Regions from separate parts of the Homo sapiens genome. Here regions 2 and 3 are each linked to region 1. A link is a loop called in an ENCODE intact Hi-C map of the cell type or tissue named here. Cell type or tissue: heart right ventricle. All regions are shown on one strand.

What was found. A loop is a pair of places that touch in the nucleus more often than their neighbours do. Peaks named below come from ENCODE experiments on the same cell type or tissue, not always from the same donor. Only the 100,000 strongest peaks of a DNase experiment are listed, where the experiment ranks them.
Region 2: a loop joins it to region 1, with 7 times the contacts of the local background. A loop is called at or near these places in 27 of 110 quality-filtered maps.
Region 3: it touches region 1 in a loop (3-fold over the local background); 10 of 110 quality-filtered maps call a loop at or near these places.

The regions. Positions count from the first base shown.
Region 1 is chr10:18,234,973-18,242,972 of GRCh38, forward strand. All of the region lies in intron 2 of CACNB2 (calcium voltage-gated channel auxiliary subunit beta 2), which reads left to right. Among named protein-coding and RNA genes, the nearest start is that of CACNB2-AS2, 23 kb to the right of the region's middle. In heart right ventricle, a CTCF peak has its summit at 4,119 (motif pointing left); no DNase peak of the experiment used is centred here; H3K27ac peaks cover 1,772 bases.
Region 2 is chr10:17,844,202-17,852,201 of GRCh38, forward strand. MRC1 (mannose receptor C-type 1) reads left to right here. Exons shown (of 30, transcript NM_002438.4): 6 at 1,088-1,234; 7 at 5,378-5,563. It overlaps MIR511 (microRNA 511), which reads left to right and starts at 906; the gene lies at 906-992. In heart right ventricle, a CTCF peak has its summit at 3,682 (motif pointing right); a DNase peak (open chromatin) is centred at 7,630.
Region 3 is chr10:18,305,035-18,313,034 of GRCh38, forward strand. The region is part of intron 2 of CACNB2 (calcium voltage-gated channel auxiliary subunit beta 2); the gene reads left to right. Among named protein-coding and RNA genes, the nearest start is that of CACNB2-AS2, 48 kb to the left of the region's middle. In heart right ventricle, a CTCF peak has its summit at 7,889 (motif pointing left); a DNase peak (open chromatin) is centred at 3,688; H3K27ac peaks cover 4,168 bases.

The DNA.
Region 1 (8,000 bases):
CTCTACTAAAAATATAAAAAATTAGCCAGGTGTGGTGGCGGGCGCCTGTAGTCCCAGCTACTCAGGAGGCTGAGGCAGGAGAATGGCATGAACCCGGGAGGCGGAGCTTGCAGTGAGCCGGGATCACGCCACTGCACTCCAGCCTGGGCGACAGAGCGAGACTCTGTCTCAAAAAAAAAAAAAAAAACAGTTAAAAGGAGCTGGGCGCAGTGGCTTATGCCTGTAATCCCAGCACTTTGGGAGGCTGGGGCAGGAGGATCGCTGGAGACTGGGCATTCAGAACCAGCCTGGGCAATGTAGCAAGACCCAGTCCCTATAAAAAATAATCTAAAAAAATTAGCCAGGCACAGCAGTGCATGCTTGTAGTCTCAGCTACTCAGGAGGCTGAGGCAGGAGGATCCCTTGATCCTAGAAGGTTAAGGCTGCAGTGAGCTATGATCACACCACTGCACTCCAGCCTGGGAGACAAAGCAAGACCCTGTCTCTAAATTTTTTAAATTAAAAAGATAGTTAAAGTGGTACATTGTAGGTTATGTATATTTAGCAATAATAATAATAAAACAACACAGTTTCCTTTTCCAAGAGACAGAAGGGGTCTGTTTGGTTAAATGAAAAGGACGTGGTACAAAGTGGTTGAGAGTAGTTGCTGTTCAGGCTCGGGGCTGCTGCTGCTCTCTGTCTGCCAACAGCCAAAGGCAAGTCGGTTGGAGCAAACTGACTGGTCTTGGCTCTGCCTCAGAGCTGCCCTAGAGCTTTGACTGTATGAGGAAGAGGGGCAATGAGGTTTTGGTTGGTTAGATATTACAGCAGCCACGGAGGTATGGTTTGGATTTGTGTCCCCACCCAAATCTCATGTGGGATTGTAATCCCCATGTTGGAGGAGGGGGCTGGTGGGATGGGATTAGATCGTAGGGGCAGATTTCCCCCTTGCTGTTCTCATGATAGTGAGTGAGTGATTTCTCACAAGACCTGGTTGTTTAAAAGTGAGTGGCACCTCCCCTTAAACTCTCTTCCTCTTGCTCCAGCCATGTAACATGGCTGTTTTCCCTTCTGCCATGATTGTAAATTTCCTGAGGCATATTCATCCATGTTTCCTGTACAGCCTGTGGAACCGTGAGCCAATTAAACCTCTTTCCTTTATAAATTAGCCAGTCTCAGGTATTTCTTTCTAGCAGTGTGAGAACAGACTAATAAACAGGACTTCTGATCCTGTGGCTCCAGTGTGACTGCAGCCTGATTAGGACCCCACACCTGGCTGATGCCGTTCTGTCACTCTGTCTACTTACAAGCAGAGACATTCGCCATTGGTTAAAACCAAACACAGAGGCACGATCGGCTGCTACAGTACCACCTAGTCTCCAAAATGGCAGGAAAGGGCGCAAGCCCACAGTATGGACATCTCTGTATTGATGGGAGATCACAAATCCATAAAAAACAGGTGAGGTAGAGAGAAAAAGAAGGAAATTCTGCAGGTGCCTACAGCTTCCCATTACATGTCTTGGACAATCTTATCTTAGTTGTATTTCCAGAGCCCCTCAGTAGGCCCCCCAAGAGCAAGGGGCCACCTTCTGCAGAAACTTAAATGCCAATTGTTGGTATTAGCCAAAGTGGAGAAAGAGAATGAAACTTACTGGTTTGAGATCAAGCTATTGCCAAATAGACATATCATACCAGAAGACATGTGTTTGTGTTATTAAAAAAAGTAGTTCCCCCAAAATGACAGTCTCTGCCTCATAATCTACCTGCCATTTACCCCTACCTGCCACTCCCTGAAGCCATCGGTAACCTTGGAAATGCTTGCATCAGTGATCCAAGTGTGGATCTCCCTACCCCCACCCTTTCTTATTCAGAACTTTGCAGTCTGAGCCTCCTCTCGGCTAAGGATCTCCTTTGGGGGACTGTTTCAATCTGACATCCTGGCTTATCTATAGGGAATATGCTAGGAAGCTGGGGATATTCCAGAATTAAACTGCAGAGAATTATGTTCATTCATGGGCCTGTAGTACTATGCACCAGGCGAAGTGCCAAGCAAGGCAAGTGCAAACATGGAAAATAGAAAGAAAGAGGCTCTGCTTACCCAGGGATCTCAAAGGCGAAAGGGTGAGTGCATTGCAATTGCCTCCAATGTGGTCAGTGTTATTGTAGGGTAAATGCATAGAGGTAGCAACCTACTCTTGGGGTCTGGAGTAGGAATAGAAAAAGGTGGTGTTCTGGGTTGAATTGTGTTCCCCCAGAAAGTATGTTGAGGTCATAATCCCCAGTACTTATGAATGTAATCTTATTTAGAAATAAAGAGGTTTTAAAGATATCATCAAATTAAGATTAGATTTTACTCAATTAGGGTTGCCTCAAATCCAGTATGACTGATGATGTCCTTATAAGAAGAGAAAACCAAGACACAGATACACAGAGAGAAAAGATGGTCATCCAAAGGTGGAGGCAGAGATGGGGCAGATGCATCTACAAGCCAAGGAATGTCAAGGACTGCTGGCAACCTCAGAGGCTAAGAGAATGGTGTAGAACAAGTTCTCCCCTAGAGCCTCAGAAATGGCATGGCCTTGCCAACACCTTGATTTTGAATGTCTAGCCTCCAGAACTGGAGAGAGTGTATTTCCATTGCTTTCAGCCACCTATCCTATGGTGCATAGCTGTGGCAGCCCCAGGAAACAAATGCAGATGGTATCATTTGAACTTGATCTTGACGTTGGAATGGTTCTTCAGGTGCATCAACAAAGACAGGAAGAGATAGGGGCTAGAGAAGGACAAGAGCTGTTCAGAAAGCAGCTTTGATTCAGTGTGATATACCCAACAGGGGTAATGGTATGCACCAGTGTACCGCAATATACCATAGATGGAGTTGAGTTGTGTTCTGGAATGATGGTAGAAAGGTAGGCAGGAATTAGCCCAGACAGGGGATCTTTTGCTATGCTAACAAGGCTGGACTTTGTTCACTGAGGGTTTCATGGCTGAAGGATTGTAAAGGCTCCCATAGCCTCACTCATTCTGCTCCCCACTCTCTCTCTGTAGCGTGGAGCATATCCTAGTTTGGACCTCATGTTGTCTTGCTCTCTAGAGTTCTTCCAGATGGAAGGTTGGGCCAGATGTAGACTGACTTTAGGATGGGAACTATGAAGGCTCTTTTCTGAAACATCTCTCCCGCTTGCATTTGGCATGTGGTTTTATAACTCCCCATGTCCACCCCAGACATAACCTTATGATTGGCATATAATGTACTCGAATCCAAACCATGATTAAAGTCTGTTTTGTTTTGCAAATTCTTGGCACTGTTTTGTGAAACTCTTCCAGTTCTAGCCTGGTCCTCTCTTAATAAAACCAAAGCTTTTGATAGCAAGTATTCCAAGGTTGCCTTACTCGCGTGCCCTGATTCTGTACTGATGAAAGCCATCGTTTTGAGATTTACCTTGGTTCCATTTTCCAATTCTTATTTTCTTATCAGAAACACACTTCATTCTTTTCATTTTTCTCATTATATGATTAATGATTTTCCAAATCATTTCTGATTAATATGTTTTCCATCCAATGTGAACCTAAAAATAAGGAAAAATCTCAATCCAACATAAGGGACTACTTGCTACACATTCTTAAAGGATTATTTTAAATCTTTTGAGCTTCTAAGTTGCTTTAAATAGTATAACATGAATGAGTTGACTGCCAAGGAGTATGGGATTGTAGTGATTCAAAATTTCTTCGTGATCACTCTAAGAATGACTTCTTATTTGCCAGAGTAGCTTCATTCAGATAATAGTAATTATAACAGTGCTACAGTTTTAAAAAACAATGTGGAAAATTACTACAGGAAGATGCTGGAGGCCTGAGTGGGAGCCCATCTCTGCCTTTAACTAACACAACCGTAAACCATTCAACTATTTTTGGCTTCAGTTTCCAGAAAATGAAAAAAGACCTGATTCGATTATTTCTAAACTCCTACAATTGTGAAGTCACGAATTTGCTTTTTAATTACAGAGGCGATGTGAACCCTGAAGGAGTGTTTTAAGATTTGATGGCAGCTGGAACCCAAATGCTTTCAGGAAGATTTGAATCTTGCAAAAATCTTTTCAGTGGGGGCAGTATTCTTTAGCAAAGTTTGCCATCTAGTGGCCACCAGGACTAAATGGGGCTTTGCTTAAAGTGTTGAACAAAAGACTCCTTGACTAAGTTTATTTATTTTTAATTTTTTTATTTTTATATATTTAGCAGGTACAAGTACAGTTTTGTTACACGGATATATTGTGTAGTGGGCAAGTCTAGGCTTTTAGTGTAACCATCCCCCGAATAGCGTGCATTATACCAGTTAGGTCATTTCTCATCCCTAACCTCCCTCCCACCTTTCCGAGTCTCCAGTGTCTATTATTCCACTTTATGGGTCCATGCGTACACACTGTTTAGCTCCCACTTAGTATTTGACTTTCTGTTTCTGAGTTATTTCACTTAAGACAATGGCCTCCAGTTCCATCCATGTCACTGCAAGAGACATGATTTCATTCTTTTTAAGGGTTGGGTAGTATTCCCTGGTGTGCGTATATGTGTGCATGTGTAAGTAGATATATACACCCCACACATTTTGTTTATCCAGTCATACATTGATGGACACTTAGGTTGATTCCATATCTTTGCTATTGTGAATAGTGCTGCAATAAATATACAAGTGCAAGTATCTTTTGTATGTAATAGACCTTATCTAAGTTTCATAGACAGTTGAGTACAATTATATTAATTAAGTTTTGAAGAATTGAGTCAACTTTAAAAGTAGAGAAGTGTTCTAAATACCAGTTAATCATGGATCTTAGTTCTTCTAGATTTTCTTTATAGTTTCTAGATCACCCTCCCCAGCTCCAAAGATTATAAAGCACTAAATGCTTTTATTTGTTTCAAATAAGAGCTTGTGAAATCCAAGTCCTGGAATTACATATCAAGGAATATGTATATTACCTGATCTTTACTGATGACTTTGGATTCTCATGTCTTCTCATATCTGATAAGGCAGATAGCTGCCTCTCTGCCTTATCAGCTGTAACAATCTCACATGACTTTTGGGTAGCTTCATATTTAAAAACTTTTTTAAAAATCTTCAGTATGGCAACTTATGTACTATTTTTGTAAAAATATTGAATAACTGGAATAATAGAAATGGTTCACGCTTTGAACTAGCATAACAAAAACTATGAGTATTCTGTTGACATTAGAGAAATGCCTAAAAACACATTCTCCTTGACATTTTGTTCCATCCCACTTGGACTCTCTCTTGAACAATATTATTCTACAATCCAAATAACATGTTGCAAAACAATCGCAGAGTGACTCAAATCGCTAAACATCTTTTCTTCCTGTATAAAACTTGACAAAAGCTTTGATTAAAGTCTCATGCAGGTTGTGGATTCGGTTCCAAGCAGCGTGGTATGTGATGGCGTACTCAAAACTAGTCTGGCTCAACTGTACAGTTTTATAATTTGCCTGCAGGGAGATATTGAGAAAGTGGAACGTGTAACCAGGTCGCTCACTATTAATCTTTTAGCTGGGGAAAGAACAAATCCAACTTCTTTCTTGACATCTCCTCTTGGTTTTCTCAAAAACACCTCAGACTCAACACATCCAAAATTGAAACTTGCGATCTTGTCTCCCCATATCCTGGCACATTTCTACTGTTTCAGCAAAAGCCATTTCTGTCTAACTGGTTACGCAAACCAGTAACCTCAGAGTCATTCTCGATGACCTTCCTCTCCCTCGGATGCAGAACCAGTCTGTCACCCAGTCCTTTGGTCTCATCATTAAGAATCCTGAGCAGATGCCTCCTTCCCTTTTCTCCCCCATCCTGCCTGCCTACTCAAAGCCAACACCCCCTCTGCCTGCCCATGGCATTGGTCAGTGGCCTCCACTCTGCCCTCTCTCGCTCTTGTTTCCCACGTGGCACTTACTCAGAGTAATCTTTTCCCAGTGAAAAGAAAAACACAGAAGATGTTGCCATAATGAGTTTTACAATGCCACTTAGGACAAACCTGCCTCCTGTTCTGTTCACGGTTATCCCTCTGCTCAGCGAGATAAATGCATACCTGATTGCCTCCTTTGGAAAGGCTGATCAGAAACTCAAAAACATGCAACCATTTGTCTCTGAGTTGTCCTGCCTTTCCAGACTAAACTCGTGTTCATCTTACATATATTGATTGATGTCTTGTGTCTCCCTAAAATGTGTAAAACCAAGCTGTGCCCTGACCCCACCTTGGGCACATGTCACCAGGACCTCCTAAGGCTGTGTCATGGGCACACATCCTTAACTTTGGCCAAATAAACTTCTTAAATTGACTGAAAAAAGATAAATAAATAAAATGCATTAAAGAGACTACATTTAAGTGGTGAAAAAGTGCTTGCTTTTGTGCTTTTGACTTTGTTCCATTAAAGATGCAGGTGACCTACAGGGAGGGAACATCACACACTGGGGCCTGTCACGAGGTGGGAGGCTAGGGGAGGGATAGCATTAGGAGAAATACCTAATGTAGATGACGGGTTGATGGGTGCAGCAAACCACCATGGCATATGTATACCTATGTAAGAAACCTGCATGTTATGTACATGTACCCCAGAACTTGAAGTATATTAAAAAAAAAAGATACATACAGGTGACCTATAAAGAGGTACATGGGAAACAAAAGTAAAAAATTAACCATGAATACAAAAATGAGACAAGGGGAAAGAAATGTAAAAACTAAAAGGATTTTGAAGTCAACCTGGGCAATTTAGATTATATTTTAATTATTTTTATTTATATCTATATTTACTGACCTTTTTTTGAACTTTTAATCTTTATAGTCTGCTGAAAAGCCAGAGAAATGACTTCTGGAATATTTGTACAAATAGTAAGTGTCAGCTAAAATGAGCTTCTACGTCATGTAATATTTTGAAAGAGAAGAATTGTAAGTGGATTGATCATCTTGGTTATATTCAAGTCACAATAAACAAAATATTCAAATAACAATAACTATTCAATTACGTATATAGTCAACCACCAATTTTATATTTATTTCAATATTCAAATTCTAGTACATAGTCAAGTAACAAAAGAGAAGGATACATTTTTTAGAATGCATGTATATATGTATATATGTGTGTGTATATATATGTATACATGTGTGTGTGTGTGTATATATATATATACACACAATAAGACACTTAAGAAAATGAATGTCCTATTATAAATTGAACTCTCAACTGGCTTTCAATTTATGTAATATATATAAAAATATAAAACAATAGTGCAAAAATTATTTAACAAACAATATAAAAATTGCATTGGGATAACTAGTTAAGTACTTAAAGAATTAGGCCCACACCTTGTGTCAAAACCAATTAGAGAGTTAAATGGAATATACTTGAGTAGAGAGTTGGATATAAAACAAATCATAATTAGAATAAATGTGTTGATTTATTAGAACGATGAAAAGGTTGAAAGGTCTTTCTTAGTTTTGATGTAATAAAAATATTCACAAAGCAGCACATACTGTTATTTTAAAATAGTAAACTGCATTACAAGAAAATAAGTTGAAAAGGTATGTTGGGAAAATATTTGAAGCAAATATATAAATGAAGAATCAAAACATCACATAAACAGTTTCTACAAATTGGTAAGGCTGCAGCAATGTGAAAACTGATTTCAGAAGTGTCTGTATTAGAAGTACAATTAAAAGTAGAGAAATTTTAAAGAAAACATGCAAAAAGTTGGCCGGGCGCAGTGGCTCATGCCTGTAATCCCAGCACTTTGGGAGGCTGAGGCAGGTGGATCACGAGGTCAGGAGATTGAGACCATCCTGGCTAACACAGTGAAACCCCGTCTCTACTAAAAATGCAAAAAAAAAAAAACCAAAAAAACAAAAAAACATTAGCCGGGCATGGTGGTGGGCACCTGTAGTCCCAGCTATTCGGGAGGCTGAGTCAGGAGAATGGCATGAACCCGGGAGGCGGAGCTTGCAGTGAGCCGAGATTGCGCCACT
Region 2 (8,000 bases), 390 kb before region 1:
CTTTTTCTCCTCCATTTATTTTTATTTTTATTTTTGAGACAGAGTCTCACTCTGTCACCCCGGCTGGAGTGCAGTGGTGTGATCTCCACTCACTGCAACCTCTGCCTCCCAGGTTCAAGCAATTCTCCTGCCTCAGCCTCCCAAGTAGCTGGGATTACAGGTGCCCGCCAGCTCCCCGGCCGATTTTTTTGTATTTTTAGTAGAAATGGGGTTTCATTATGTTGGCCAGGCTGATCTCGAATTCCTGACCTCAGTTGATCCATCCGCCTCAGCCTCCCAAAGTGCTGGGATTACAGGCGTGAGCCACCGTGCCCTGCCCTAATAATGTTTAGTGTGGCAGGTTTGGAACATCATGTATTCTTTCTTTTTAATAAATTCTACTTGTAGATTCAGAGATACATGTACACGGTTGTTACATACCTAGGTAAATTGCATGTTGCTGAGGTTTGGGATATAAATGATCCATCCCATCAACCAGGCAGTGAGCATAGAACCCAGTAGCTAGTTTTCCAAACTTTGTTACCCTCCATTCCTCCCCCATCTCATAGTCCCCAGTTTCTGTTGTTGCCATCTTTGTGTCCATGAGTACTCGGTATTTAGCTCCCACTTAGAAGTGAGAACATGGCTATTTGGCTTTCTGTTCTGCATTAATTCGCTTAGGATAATGGCCTCTAGTTGCATCCATGTTGCTGCAAAGGACATGATGATTTCATTTTTTTTTATGGCGGCATAATCATGCATTCTTTTCATTAGGTACCTCTCTTTGATAATGTAATCCGTTGTGACAACTGTTCAAGTTTTAAGGTGTAGCTTTATTAGCTGATAATGGGGGAAAGGGTTGTTTCAAAGAAGTATATTTGCTTTATCAACATTCTAAGTATTGGAATGATCCAACGATAAGAAAACAATAGACACCCATCGTGTCTTTTGCTCTGCAGTCAGTAAATATTTTTTTGTGAATGTGTAGCAAAAGACAGAATGGTGGTCCATTGAATCCCCAGGATGAAGACATGAGGAGACGTGGGAGGGATGCTATCTGCTGGGAATAGCTATAATAGTCCACTTTAACTTTTCCTTTTCCTCGAAGGAAGTCCATCAGCTGAACCTGGAAAAAGCTGTGTGTCACTAAATCCTGGAAAAAATGCTAAATGGGAAAATCTGGAATGTGTTCAGAAACTGGGCTATATTTGCAAAAAGGGCAACACCACTTTAAATTCTTTTGTTATTCCCTCAGGTAAGTGATCTATGGGATCTGAAGTGCCTCAACTATTAGAATTGAAAGATAAGTAACATTACAGCTTAGGTGTAACTGTTGGAATGCCGCCAGAGGTTTTGTGGATAGTTGATGGGGTAAACTTAATGATATTACTGCAATATTTCTGTGTGCTGGTTGCTAGTATTTCCTGAGTGTGCGGCGGTGTCTGGGCATTGTGGAGATCCTCTGACCTAAATAAAAATGTTACCTTCCCAATCAGTCCTCTGAGGTAGGTGTCATGATTCACATGCTATAGTTGAGGAAAAAGATATTCAGAGGATACAGAAACCTTGCAGACATGGCAAAACCGGAATCCAAGCTAGAAAGTCAACATTTGGAAGGGATGTTTATATTAGGTCCTCACGGCTCTATCTGGGCTTCCTTGCTATTCAGTGTAGCGTCTTATACTAAAGTTTTCATAAAATAGAATAAAATATCTAAAAAGTTGTAACTGAATTTTATTTATTTATTGAGACAGAGTCTCATTCTGTCACCCAGGCTGGAGTACAATGGCGCGATCTCAGCTCACTGCAAACTTCGCCTCCTGGGTTCGTGATTCTCCTGCCTCAGCCTCCCGAGTAGTTGGGATTACAGATGTGTGCCATCACGCCCAGCTAATTTTTGTATTTTTAGCAGAGATGGTGTTTCGCTGTGTTGGCCAGGCTTGTCTTGAACTCCTGACCTTGGGTGATCTACCCACCTCAGCCTCCCAAAGTGCTGGGATTACAGGCATGAGCCACCGTGCCTGGCCTGTAACTGAATTTTAAATATCGGCTAGACTTCAAGAAAAAAAAAAATCAATTGTGTTGTCCCTTACAATTTTATAGGAGAATAAACTACTAAGGCAAGAATTCTTTCTTCCAATTGATGAAAGACAAACTACATATTTTTTATTATTACCTCTTTTTGGAGGGACAGCGAATGCTTTAAATGGTTTAATTTATTTCTGTTTTTCTGCTGGAGGAAACTGACAATGTGGCATTCTTGTTTTTTTCTTCCCATTGGCTTTGAAAGCAATTTCATGTATTTTAAAATACGCTTGACATAGCTAGAGATTCAAAAGATACAACATGATAAATAATAAGGTTTTCCCTACCTCTCACCTGTAACACCCAGTTTACCTTCCTGGAGAATAATTGTTTCTGGGTGTGTATCCTTAGTTATTCTGTGACTATATAAACAAATATATTTATAATTATTTTTGTTTCATACAAATGGCAGTATACTATAATATGTTTTTATCCTAAGTTTTCCACTTAACAACAATTTTGGACATCATTCCACGTAGAATATAAACAGCTTCTATGTTTAATTTTATGGCTGTCCAAAAGCTATTGCAGAGACAGCACATATATTTTTTTGACCGATCTCCTGTGTAATGGATTTTTAATTTAATTTACTTCCAATCTTTTATTAATACAAACAGTCCTGAGGTAAATAACTATATACATTCTATGCACATCATTTCATGCATGTGATCATTCCTGGAAGTGGAATTGTTGGATTAGGGAGGAGATGTGTTTGCAATTTTAATTGATATAGATTTGGCCAAGATCCTAAATAGATATAGATGCGGGACCTGGATGTTGGGTTTGATTATCCTTTACAGGCTCTCCATAGTGACGGTGGGTATCTTTAGAGAAAGCTCACCATTTTTGCATTTTACCTCTACTATTCCTCCTCTAGGAGAAATAGTGTATTTTTTCCTTTTTTGGAAGCCTTCATTACAATTCTCTTTCTAAGACTTGGAATTTCCATGTTGCCAAAGAGGAGAATAGTTACTTTATAGTTTCTCTGGTACAGCACTCAGAATTCTGTAACTTGGCCTTACTGCTTAACCTGCCGGTGCTGGGATCCTCATGTGTAAAATGGAAATGTTCATGACTCTTCTTCCTGAGATAAAATTTTGTTCATTTCATCAAACACTCAGTACATTCTTATTCCTCCATGATGCCTTCTTCACTCGCTAACCACTTGATGTCAGTTTCTGAACATCTCTATACTCCCTGGATTAATGATTCTGTTTTATCTATAAACTCAAATAAACCAGAGCTTGGAAAAGCGTATCAGAGTTCAAATTATGCAGCATACGGGATTAGCAACAGCCTTAGGCAAGAATTCAACCTCAAACCCTGTGAATTATTGTAACACTAACCCGTTTGTCCATAATCCTCAGGTCTCTAGGGCTGTACTCTCTGGCTTAGCAGCCACTTAACCGCATGTGGCCACTGAGCACATGAGCTGTGGCTAGAGGAACAAATCATCTTCTGTGGCTGCCCCAGGGAACTCCCCTTCATTTCACTCAAGTTGGTTGTTTTCATGCTTTCAAATATGTTTAAAGTTCATCATTTCAGTTTTTGAAGGACAGCATTGGCTGATACTATTTTCAATTTCCTAGGTAGCAAAATTAAAATAACCCACCAGAGGGCTCCAAAGCTGTACTAAGCTTGCTTTCTTTTTCTTTTTCTTCTTTTTTTTTTTGTAACCACTGGAAGTGCACAGAATCTAAATTGTATTGAGGGAATAGAATTTTTTTAAATATGCATTTTTTATTACAATTGTACAGCATTTGAGCCTCATGACTGAGTAGTTACTTGTATGACTGCAGGGCACAAAATCCTGGGCTTAAACAATGATGTTTCAGATACTCTCCACCTTTAAGGGAAGATACGACCAATTCATCAAAGGAATAGTGAAGAAAGGTACCCTATAACGAACATATACTAAGACAGCCATTTGAAAACATTTAATATGAGCTTAAATAATATATACGTTCACTTTCATTTGGCAATATAGTCCCCTTCTAAGCAAAACATGTTGCCAAATTACTGTTTGAAATAGTATCTCTAGAATAGTAATAACAAGCAGCCATATATCAACTATAACTTCAATTCTTTTTCTCTTCCAATACTCAATACGCTTATATGTACCAGGCCCTGTGCCAGGCTCAAGGCAATAGGGATGAATAAACATCTGCCTTCAAATGTCTTTATTGTCACTTTCCCCTAGCTCATTACTATTAAATTTTTGCAGCGTATAATCAAGATTATACAATTTGATCCTATTAGTAGCGAGGCTGAGGATGTTGACAGCTGGTTTAATTAAATAATGATTGTGTGGTGCTTGTGATTTACAAGCACACTCTCTCTATTCTTTTCTAGTTCAGAAGAACATGGGGTGGGTGGTTTGATATTAGTGTTAGTACTAATCTCATTTAAAAATTTTCACCTATATGGGTACTCCTTTTCATGTGATGTGACTTGCCGAAGATCACACAACTTACCGCAAATTCAGGTTTTAGGAGTTATGACTCCAGATCCCTCTCCTAGTCACAAGCACGTGTCAGTTTTGGGTAGCAACTAAATGGTAGTGGGTCTGTTCTGAGGCAACAAGTGGCTGACTCATGTGGCTATGGTGGCGGAGGCTCCTTGGAGACCGTTTGTCCCCCAGCCATTCCAGCTCTCTACTTCAACACTAACCTGCCTCTCAAGAGTGACTGGCTCCCTAATGTCCATAGAATAAAGTAAATTCAAATCTTTTAGGGGATGTGTTTAGTCCCCCAAAGCTTTCAGGCCTCCAGCATTTAAACAGTGCATAACAGATGCTTAGTTCAGGTTTGCTGACAAGATTTAGATAATCTAATATGTATTAGTATAGTCTTGTTGTAGATATAACTTTTTAAAAAGAGATTTCCCATAGCCAAGTACAGTGGCTTATGCCCTGTAGTAGCAGCTACTTAGGAGGCTGAGGCAGGAGGACTGCTTGAGCCCAGGAGGTTGAGGCTGCAATGAGACATGATCACACCACCGCACTCTGGCCTGGGGAATAGAGGGAGACCTTGTCTCTTAAAAAAAAAAAAAAAAGAAAGAAAGAAAGTTGATAAGGTGATTTCCCATTTGATTAAAAAGTAGGTTATTTTGTTTTGTCTAAAAACCAACAAAATAGTATATGCCTTGTCTATTTTTGGTGAATATGTATGCTGCGAAAATAAAAACTAAATGTTACCTTTATTTGCCTAGTAACTATAAGCTGTTTCATGTATTATATAAAATGATTAAAATATTGTTATAGTTTTAATCAAATCTTTTAAAATTTTTTTCCGACCCCCCTTTTTGTTTCTAGAAAGTGATGTGCCTACTCACTGTCCTAGTCAGTGGTGGCCGTATGCCGGTCACTGTTACAAGATTCACAGAGATGAGAAAAAAATCCAGAGGGATGCTCTGACCACCTGCAGGAAGGAAGGCGGTGACCTCACAAGTATCCACACCATCGAGGAATTGGACTTTATTATCTCCCAGCTAGGATATGGTGAGAAACTTGACAGTGATAATATACTTGGCTTTAATCCTGGGAGCACCCCTTTCTACCCAACTCTGGAAAATTCTATCATAAACATCAAATTTAATCAATGTAAATCAATAATTCAACGAACAACGTATGAATTTAATCACAAATGCTGAAAATGCCACAATGTGAAAATTGTATAATAATTGAAAGAATTCTTATCACTGAAAGATAATTCAATTTCTTTTTCTTTTAATGTGTAATCCATTTATGGGTAGTTTTAAAACATTATTTTTTTCATGCATTATCTGGATGCAGAGCAGTCTACCTTACACTTGTGAACAATGCTTAATTCCTTGGAATTATCTGTGTGTGTGTGTGTATCTTCTTTTTTTAGGTCCATATTTTATCTCCTAAAAAAGATTTCTAAATGGACTGTTTCAGACTTTAGATTTCTTTTTTCTTTGTGAATTTAGCTGATGCTGGGAGGGTGTTGAACAGTGAAAAATATAGGAGTTTTTTTTTTTTTGAAATGGTTAGATGTCAGCCTAAACCTTTTAAAGGAATATATTTCTTGGCCAAGCTACGGTGGCTCATGCCTGTAATCCCACCACTTTGGGAGGCCAAGGTGGGAAGGATAGCTTGAGCCCAGGAGTTTGAGGCCAGTCCAGGGAACATAGCAAGACCTCGTCTCTACTAAAAAAAATTTTTTTTAAAGAAATGTATGTCTCAATTTTAGGTGCATAATTAAAAATACACAGAAAATGTACTAAGCAGAAAAAAATAGATGAATAAAATGAGCTGGGAATGCTTGTCCCGAAGATGAGCGGCTTGAGAAACAGCATAATGATAATGGGCACTCAGCAGTGCTTGTTGATTAAATGATGATCATTTTCATCTTCCACTGATGAGGCTGCTGAATAGCTGCAGCTGCTCTTCATTTCCCCCCAGCAAAACAAGAGGAAATGGATGGTGGAGATGGTGGAGACAGCTTCCTGACACATAGTGCCTGGAAACTGATTGGGGCTGGGGGAGGGGAGGAAAAAGCAACTAACAAATAGATGAGAAACAAATAGAGTAGTAGCAGAAAAAGACTTAAAAGTCCCCGAAACACTCCTACTTCTAGCACCTGCCAAATGGTATCCATCTTCCTGTGTTGACCCCATTGAGTGTCTTAGGCCACGAGAATAGCCCAGCTGCAGCCTATGAACAATTTCTTGGTTATTCTGTGTCTACTTATCCTGGAAAATTCACAATAGAAGATAATAATGGAATCAGAACTGGTATGTCTGAATAACAATTACTTAAATTTAGTGTGGCACTTATAGCCAGTAAAGTTTGCAAATGATTTAGCAGAAAACAGGTTAGTTAGGATGCTCTAGAACTGGAGTGCACATTTAACTCTACTTTGTATAACATAATGTAGTGAAAGAAAAAAACCTGATATTTTTATTGCTATAATTATTTTAGGAAATTGGATGGCCAAAGTTGCTTTGAAATTCAGCATGAGAATTAGTAAATAAATTAGAAAACCTTCCATTAAAAATTATTGATAAGATTTTATTTTAAACAATAAAATAATATTAATAAAAGTAAAGTTGTAAAGTTAAAATTATTGTTTCTAAACAAAAACCTAGAAATTTTTTTTTACATAATTGAGATGATACCTTTTGTATTAATCATGGAAGTATATTTCAAGTGGACACATTAAGACCTATACACGTAAGTTATGATTATACCAATGAATACAACTTCCCCAACTAATTGATAAAAATCAGCATGACAACTTTACACTCACATCTTATATATTTTTCTAGGATCAAGATTGTGCTTAGGAATTGAAGAAGCTATGGGGGAGAACAATTTAGTGAGAAATATGTATATAGGAAACTCTTAACTGTGGGACTTAGGAGGTTAGTTTTTCTTTGATCTTCAATTTAAATCTTTGAGGGGTACATGAGGTCACTTTGAAGCCTGCATTTGTTGCTGAAAAGATCACGATCTGCAAATCAAGTGAAAGGAGAAGAGGATCATCCTGGCAGTGTCATTCATTCTCCACGGCACTGGAAACATCTGCCAGTGCTGGCGCCAGGCCAGCTAGAGACTTCTCCAAAAGCAAAGTTGAATGACAACTTTCAGGAGGAAGAGACTAAACCGCTTAGGGAGAATCTTATACATTGTGATGTTTTCCTCATTTTCTACCACAACATCATCTTTACAATACTTTGGCAACTAATTTTATTATACCACTAAATGATCATACATCAAGCATTCATGATGGGACTCCCAGTCGTGTGAATTAGATAGATATTGATTTGTGTATTCTTTAACTTTTTTTAATTTAGACAAGTTTATTTTTTAGCCATGACATCTTAAACCTTCATTGACTTTAACTTTATCCCATTTTTGTTGTGATATTTAGGAATTTTTAGCATGGCACCTACTTATAAAATCAATAATG
Region 3 (8,000 bases), 70 kb after region 1:
TAAAAAGAAGAATGAATGAAAATGATTTTTCTTATTCCAATTCTTCCATGTTTCCACCTTTATCTCATTCCCTTTCTTATATTCTCCCCTGTGGGAACTTCATCACTTTAAAAATTAAGAACAAGGAAAGCCTTTGGGTTACAGGAAATAAATGTCGTCTACTTCATGGACAGTAAATGCTATGAGGCTGAGACAGAATTTGGAATTTAAAGCTTACATTATCTATTGTTTTATTATGTCACTTGTTTCATAAGGCAGCTTTTATTGGTTAAGTTCAATATTCAGAGGAAAAGTAAACTGAAGGACCCTGAAGCAGATCCTTTTTGAAATAAGATTGGAGAATAATATAAGGTAAAACATGTAACTGGGGCTGTTGAAGTGGAGATTTGGCTAAGTATGACAAAAATGAGAACAGAATACAGAGAAAATTAACTCAATAATATCTCAGCACAAATCCTCGAAATCTGCAATGAACGTATCTTTTGATTCCTAAGTCATGAAAGAAGACAGTCTTTCATTATTACTTTGCCATGTAATAGCCATTTATATCAATTTCACATTCTACTTTCTTCTATCCTTATTCCATAGCTGGTGTGAGTTAGTTTTCAAGACAAACTGGAAGTCCCAATTTTAAGTAACACCTCCTAATTTGTAAGTGTTGGCTTCAGTAAAAATTAACAACCTCACTCTGTAGGTCAAACAGAACCCATCTGGAAGCCAGGTTATGCTCATGGTTGACATTTGTGACCCCAGGTATAGGGGGAGAAGAAGGGTAACTGAGGAATTCTCACGTGTTAAGAGGCTGCATATAAAAATGATAAGTGTTGGGAGGCCGAGGTGGGAGGATCGCTTGAGCCCAGGAGTTGGAGGCTGCAGTGAGCTATGATTGTGCCACTGTACTCCAGCCTGGACAGCAGACCGAGACCCCATCTCTAAAAAAAGGAAAAGTAAAGTGATAAGTTGTCAAGGAGGTCAGACAAGAAACAGGGTCCTGCTTCACACTTTGATAAGTAAGGGTGCAGAACATTTCAGGAGGAAGAGAAGAGACAGCCAGGGGGCCAAAACAGAATTCAGCAAGCAGGCATTTAATTGTGATCTTGGGAGAGGAGTTTCAAGAGGATGGTGGAAGTCAGGCACAGATGCAGTGAGTTATAAGGAGCGTGTGGGTGATGAAAGTAGAAACAAGCAAATATAGCCTCCTTCTAGAAGGAGGAAGTATGGCCACAATCACTTGAGGAGAAGTGAGTTGAGGGAACGTGTAGGTATATTTGTAGACACAGAACAAATTTCTGGAGAAAGTAGAAGATAGGACAAATACAGAGGTCTAGGGTTTGAAAGAATTAAGAATTAGAGGGTAGCGGAACACATAGATAAATATGTAAAGGGTTTCCTGTGGTTAATGACAAAAGATTTTGAGTAGATTCCATAATGGTTCCCATCAGCCTTGTTGCAGTAGAAATGAGGTCCTTGGAAAATGAAGAAGGCAATGTGAGAGAGGCAGAAGAAGGAGAAAGAAGAGTCTATTGTAAAATAATCATAAGCATTACGGTGGGGTCAGGGTGAAACTGGATAAAGTGTTATGTATGGACATTCTCCAGCAATTTGCAGTAACCCCAGAGAAAATGTCTAACATGCTTTTCAGGGTTAGTAGCTAGGAGCCAAAGATAGTTAAGGAGTGAGGGCTTCTTTGTTGCCAAAGACTGAGCTGTTGAAGTTCTAGTCCTTGGGAAGTCAGCCAGGGAGAAAAGCAGGTGATTCCGGGAGGTTAATGGACTGAAGACACTGCAGAGGGTTAGAGATCATGGGAAAAGCTAAGTGTAGGTTTATTTTAAAAGAAGCAGCAGATAGGGTGAAAATATAAAAGGTTGTGATCTGAGAAAAGTGTCTAGATTTGAGGTCCTTGGGTTAAAATAATATGGGTTAAAGGCAAGAGGCGGTAAGGATGATGTCTGTCAGTTCCTGGTTAGGAAGTGAAAGTTCCTCTAGAAGAGGAAAGACAAGGTCCAAGGGTAAAGGCAGGATTTTGTATTTCACATCCTGATTATGGCAGAGAAAATGGTGGAGAAAAAAAAAATAAGCTAGGTGAAATCGTGTTTAAAAAACCAGAGGAATACCTCAAAAGTTGGTAAATAAATGCCATTCTTTTAGGGCCGGTCACGTGGCTCCCGCTTGTAATTCCAGCACTTTGGGAGGCCATGGCGGGCAGATCACGAGGCCTGAAGTTTGAGACCAGCCTAGTCAACTTAGTGAAACCCTGTCTCTACTAAAAATACCAACATTAGCCAGGCGTGGTGGCACACGCCTGTAGTCCCAGCTACTCGGGAGGCTGAGGCAGGAGAATCACTTGAACCTGAAAGGTGGAGGTTGTGGCGAGCCGAGATTGCACCACTGCACTCCAACCTGGGCAACAGAGCAGGACTCTGTCTCACATAAATAAATATAAATGCGATGCTTTTTCCTTCATGGCATTTATTATATGTAACAATTGTTTGTTTTTTAATCCCCACTTCCCTACTAAATTGAAGGCAGACTATATTTTATCTATTTTGTTCATACCAAGTTCCCAGCACAGTGATGGCTTATAAAGGAGACATGTCCAATAAATATTTGTTGCATGAATTAAAAGACAGAACCAAGGATGGGAAAGTGAACATATAATTTGATGCCACAGACTTAAAAAGATGTGAGGTCACTGAATAAAATAAATAGGAAATGTTCTGGCAATGGAACAAAGGAGCTTATCTCTTAATAAAAATAGAAAAACATAAAAATGTTCAAATCAATGATAATGAAAGAAATATAATTAATTCAAACATTTGCTTACCCTGCAGAAGGCAAGAAAGAAGAAGGTGCTTTCATTTTTCTGCGAGTAGCATGTGTGTATTACACTGCTTCAGTCAGAGAAATTAAAAGGTAGGATAACTTAAGTCTAAAATAATATATGCCAACTTTTTTTTTTTTTTTTTTTTTTTTTTTGAGGTAGAGTCTTGCTCCGTCACCCTGGGCTGGAGTACAGTGGTGTGATCTTGGCTCACTGCAACCTCCACCTCCCAGGTTCAAGCGATTCTCCTATCTCAGCCTCCTGAGCAGCTACGATTACAGGCACCCGCCACCATGCCAGGCTAATTTTTGTATTTTTGGTAGAGTCCGGGTTTCGCCATGTTGGCCAGGCTAGTCTCGAACTCCTGGCCTGAAGTGATCCGCCTGCCTTGGCCTCCCAAATTGCTGGGATTATAGGCGTGAACCACCACGCCCAAGCTTTACCAACATTTTCTTTTTAAAAATGTTCACGTTCAGGGGTACATGTGCAGGTTTGCTGTATAGGGAAGGATTGCTATCACAGGGATTAGATGTACAGATTATTTCCGTCATCCACGTAATAAGCATAGTGCCCTCTAGGCGATTTTTCAATCCTCACTCTCCTCCCGCCCTCCGCTCTCCAGGGGACCCTGGTGTCTGTGTTCCCATTGTAGTGTCCTACAGCAAAATTTTCTATTCTTCACATTTCTTGAAAGATCATTGTAAAATGGCAAGTATATTTTAAAATGGCAATGCTGTAAAAGCACTCACAGTGATTTCTTGGGTTACCACTCAGCTTCCCCACAAGGTCACTTTCATGAGATCTGGCTCTTGGGGTCAGAATGAATTGTAGGTTGGATACGCATCAGCCTGCCAAAAACAACCCCAAGTGTGCCAAGTATGGGAGCCAGCAACGTTACAGAAGGCATACGGTATGCCTGACACCTTTGGCTCTTGGCAAAATGAGCCAAGGGTATGACTTGACAACTTTTTTGGGTGAACAAGTTGTCCCTTTTGTATCAAATGTCATCAGCTCACTGATGTGTATTTGCTGATGTCAGCCAGAAAATGAAGCACTTGCAAAAAATGCAATTTTAAAGCAGTCATATTTGAATACTAACTTCCACTGATTCTCATTTGGGTTTGGAAGCAATGCACAATTGCCCTTAAAATAGAAAAAAAAAACTTATTCCTCGGAAGTGATGCTGTCCTTCTCCCCTCGTCGTTACCAATTTTTTCACTAAAATGAATATTGTCAACAATGAAGTAAAAGTGAAGCTGTCATTTGATATGTTTCTGAAATTTTAAAATATTGAATGGTTATTTTCAGACTAAATATGTTATCTTATTTTTTATATGTTTAAAGGTAGCAGGAAAAGTGACTCTTGTATTTATGACGGGAGAAAGAGGGGACAATTCAGAAACAGAGAGGGAGACCAATAGAGTCAAAAATGTCTCCAACAGTTACATAAGCACCAGACTGCCAAGAATTTTTACACTGAAGCCGGAGCTTGACTGGGAAGTAGAGGTACACATCACATGAGAACACAGGTGGTTGGGTCGGGGCTGCATGGTGCAGTTCAGGTCTTCAACAGGGTAGACTCTTCAGAAAATGTGGATTTTTCTTTTTTCCTTTTTTTAGTTTAGTGGAGCCTCGCTCTGTCGCCAGGCTGGAGTGCAATGGTGCGATCTCGGCTCACTGCAACCTCTGCCTCCCGGGTTCAAGCGATTCTCCTGACTCAGCCTCCCAAGTAGCTGGGATTACAGTCCCGCGCCACCATGCCCAGCTAATTTTTGTATTTTTAGTAGAGACAGCGTTTCACCATGTTGGCCAGGCTGGTCTCAAATCTCCTGACCTTATGATCCACCCGCCTCAGCCTCCCAAAGTGCTGGGATTACAGGTGTGAGCCACCTCGCCCAGCCCAGAAAATGTGGGTTTTATTTGATCTGGTGTATTTCTGTTTGTTTCAGAATAGATGTCCGGATAAACAGTCACCTGAGAATGAGGAAGGTGTGTGTTTTCAAACCTGCACATAATAAAAAGACTATTGATAAGATTATTAGAATGGAGATAGAAAACTAATTTTAAAATTAACATTATTTTGCCATTTAGAAATGAATAAAGTTATTTCTGATACCAGTTATTTGAAGAAATATCATCAGAGGACTTAATTTATATATCCAACTAAAAATGATGGCAGTGCTGCTGTTTCTAAGCTGTGTGTAAATACTCAGTTACAGTTTCTTAATTTGGTCTCAAATAGATTTTTTTTTTCAACTTGCGTGCTACAGGTTTATTTTTCTGTTGTATTTTCAGCAATGTTTTAAAACTCATTCTTTGAAATTCTAAAATTTGTCAATTAAGATTGGGTTTCGTAGTTCTTAACATCTTTTATCCTCTCTAAAATTAAGTCTACTTTGATGGTAATAATTAGGTTTACTGTGTTGATAAACTAAGGAAAGCATACAATTTAAAAAAGTGATTTTTTAGGCTGGGCGTGGTGGCTCACGCCCGTAATCCCAACACTTTGGGAGGCTGAGGTGGGCGGGTCACCTGAGGTTGGGAGTTCGAGACCAGCCTGACCAACATGGAGAAACCCCATCTCCACTAAAAATACAAAATTAGCTGGGCGTGGTGGTGGATGCCTGTAATCCCAGCTACTCAGGAGGCTGAGGCAGGAGAATCAGTTGAACCCAGGAGGCGGAGTTTGTGGTGAGCCAAGATCATGCCATTGCACTCCAGCCTGGGCAATAATAGCAAAACTCCATCTCAAAAAAAAAAAAAAAAAAAAAAAGTAAAAAAAAAAAGAAAATTATAAAGAAAAGAAACCCACCCACTGGGTTCGAGCAATTCTCCTGCCTCAGCCTCCCTAGTAGCTGGGATTACAGGCATGCGCCACCATGCCTGGCTAATTTTTTTTGTATTTTTAGTATAGATGGGGTTTCACCACATTGGCCAGGGTGGTCTCGAACTCCTGACCTCAAGTCATCCACCCACCTTGTCCTCCCAAAGTGCTGGTATTACAGACCTGAGCCACTGTGCCCGGACTGTTTTCTTTCATTTTCTGTTTTGGTTTACAAACCTCCACTTTAGTCTTCAAATACATTCATTTTATTAATTATGCTGACCATTGAATTTTTTTATGCTGGCAAGTATATTTTAATTTCCAAGGACATTTCATTGCCTCATCAGTACTTTTTCATAGCTTTTTGTTCTTGTTTTATAAATGCAATAATCTCTTGACTCTCTCTGAAGATACCAATTTGGATTTTCTGCTTGTTTAAGTTTGCTTAAGTTCCTTGTATTTTTGTTTCCCTGAAATTGGTTTATCTGCTTATTTTGGACCTTTTAGGCTCTTCTTTCTTTTTATTTTCCAAATATCTGCTTTTACTTATTTGTCCATCCATATTTGTGAATGATTGACTACTTTGGTTCATTATAGGCAGGTGGCATGGGTTCCTCTGGAATCTTTTAGTCTTGTTTTCTTAGTAGTCTTCTCATCTCTAAATGAGAGGGCAGCTGCGGCTCCATGTAGATAGGTAGGAGTATAGACAAACCTTGAGCAATGTGGCGGTTAGGGGCGTTGACCCATTGCACAGTTGGAAATCCATATACAACTTTTGACTCCCCAAAGCCTTACTACTAATAGCCTACTGTTGACCAGAAGCTTTACCAAGAACATCAACAGTCAGTTAACACATGTGTTGTGTTGTATGTACTATGTACTGTATTCTTACAAAAAAGTAAACTAGAGAAAAGATGTTAAAAAAATTATAAGTAAAAAAATATATACTTACTATTCATGAAGAAGAAGTAGATCATCATAAAGTTCTTCATCCTCATCGTCTTCCCACTGAGTGGGCTAAGGAAGAGGAGGGGTTGGTCTTGCTGTCTTGGGTGGCAGAAGATGAAGGAAATCTTCATACATAAGTGGACCCACATGGTTCAAATCTGTGTTGTTCAAGGGTCAACGGTAGATGGCACTTAGACTTCCCTATAAGGTGTGTAGTCAGGGAACCGCCTGGTAGGGACCCCTACAGTCACCTGACTTAGGAAGTGTGTTACTCTTGGGGATGGAGCACTTCATTTCTTTTACTCCTGGGCAGAGCTGACTTTTCTTCTCCAATGATAGTCCCCTTCTATACTTCTGGGTATGTCAGTATTTACTTTAAACTACTCTATTCCTCTTTCAATCCCACACCTTTTGAAATGCATTTATATATTTGATGCTTCTTATCTTTTTTAAGCCTGTAAGTTGTCTGACTAACAGAAATTTCCCAAGTAGGTAAATCTTAGGAAACAAATTAAAATGATAAATATGGTGAAATTTAAGACCTTCTAAATGATTAATAAAGTATATAAAATTCATAAGTTTGCAACTTAAAATCTCAAATCTAAACCAACTACTCAGTCACACATTTTAAATTGGAATTAAATGACTGATCTGTTTCTATTGAGCCGAACTCTCTTAAACACTAAAAATATGTAAAATGTGAAATATGCACAAGCTCCTTTACATAAAAAAATATTATTTATATTTGTTTAGTCATTGAAATAGCTCTGCTTTTAATTATAAATTTTTCTGGACTTGCCCACAAAGGAATAATTTATATCATCCTAGCTCAGCCAGTTAAGATTATATAACAGCCAGAAATATTGGCCCAGATGCTGAATAAATCCTTGTCGATGACTATAAGGAGATACACAGAGCTCTGTTAAGGTCACTGTATCAGTGTCCTTTAAGTGTGTGTGTTTGAAGGTGTGGGGTGGCAGGATGCAGGGAGGAAGAGCTGTGATAGCCCAGGTCATTCAGATCCCTAATCTGCTCTTTTCTGTCTTCATACACTGAATTAGATTTGGCCTTTCTTTAGCTTTTAAGATTTATGTGTGCCTTTTCCATCTAACTCTAAATACCTTTGATAAGTCCTGTCTCCTTTGCCTGTATTTTTTAACACTTAGGACTACAGAACTCTTGGGGGCGGGGGCATTCAAATGGCATCCAGAGTTTTAGTGCGTTCTCCTGACATTGACTTTTTTAGCCACATTTCAAGGTCATGCTACTGACGATTACGGACCAAGAGAAGAGCAAGTGACTGCTGACCTCTAGAGGATACTCAATGCAATAAATGATTGTTTTTCTGTGCTAATAATAGCACTGACATCATATGGTTGTAATAAATTTGAACAGGATGATTGAAGC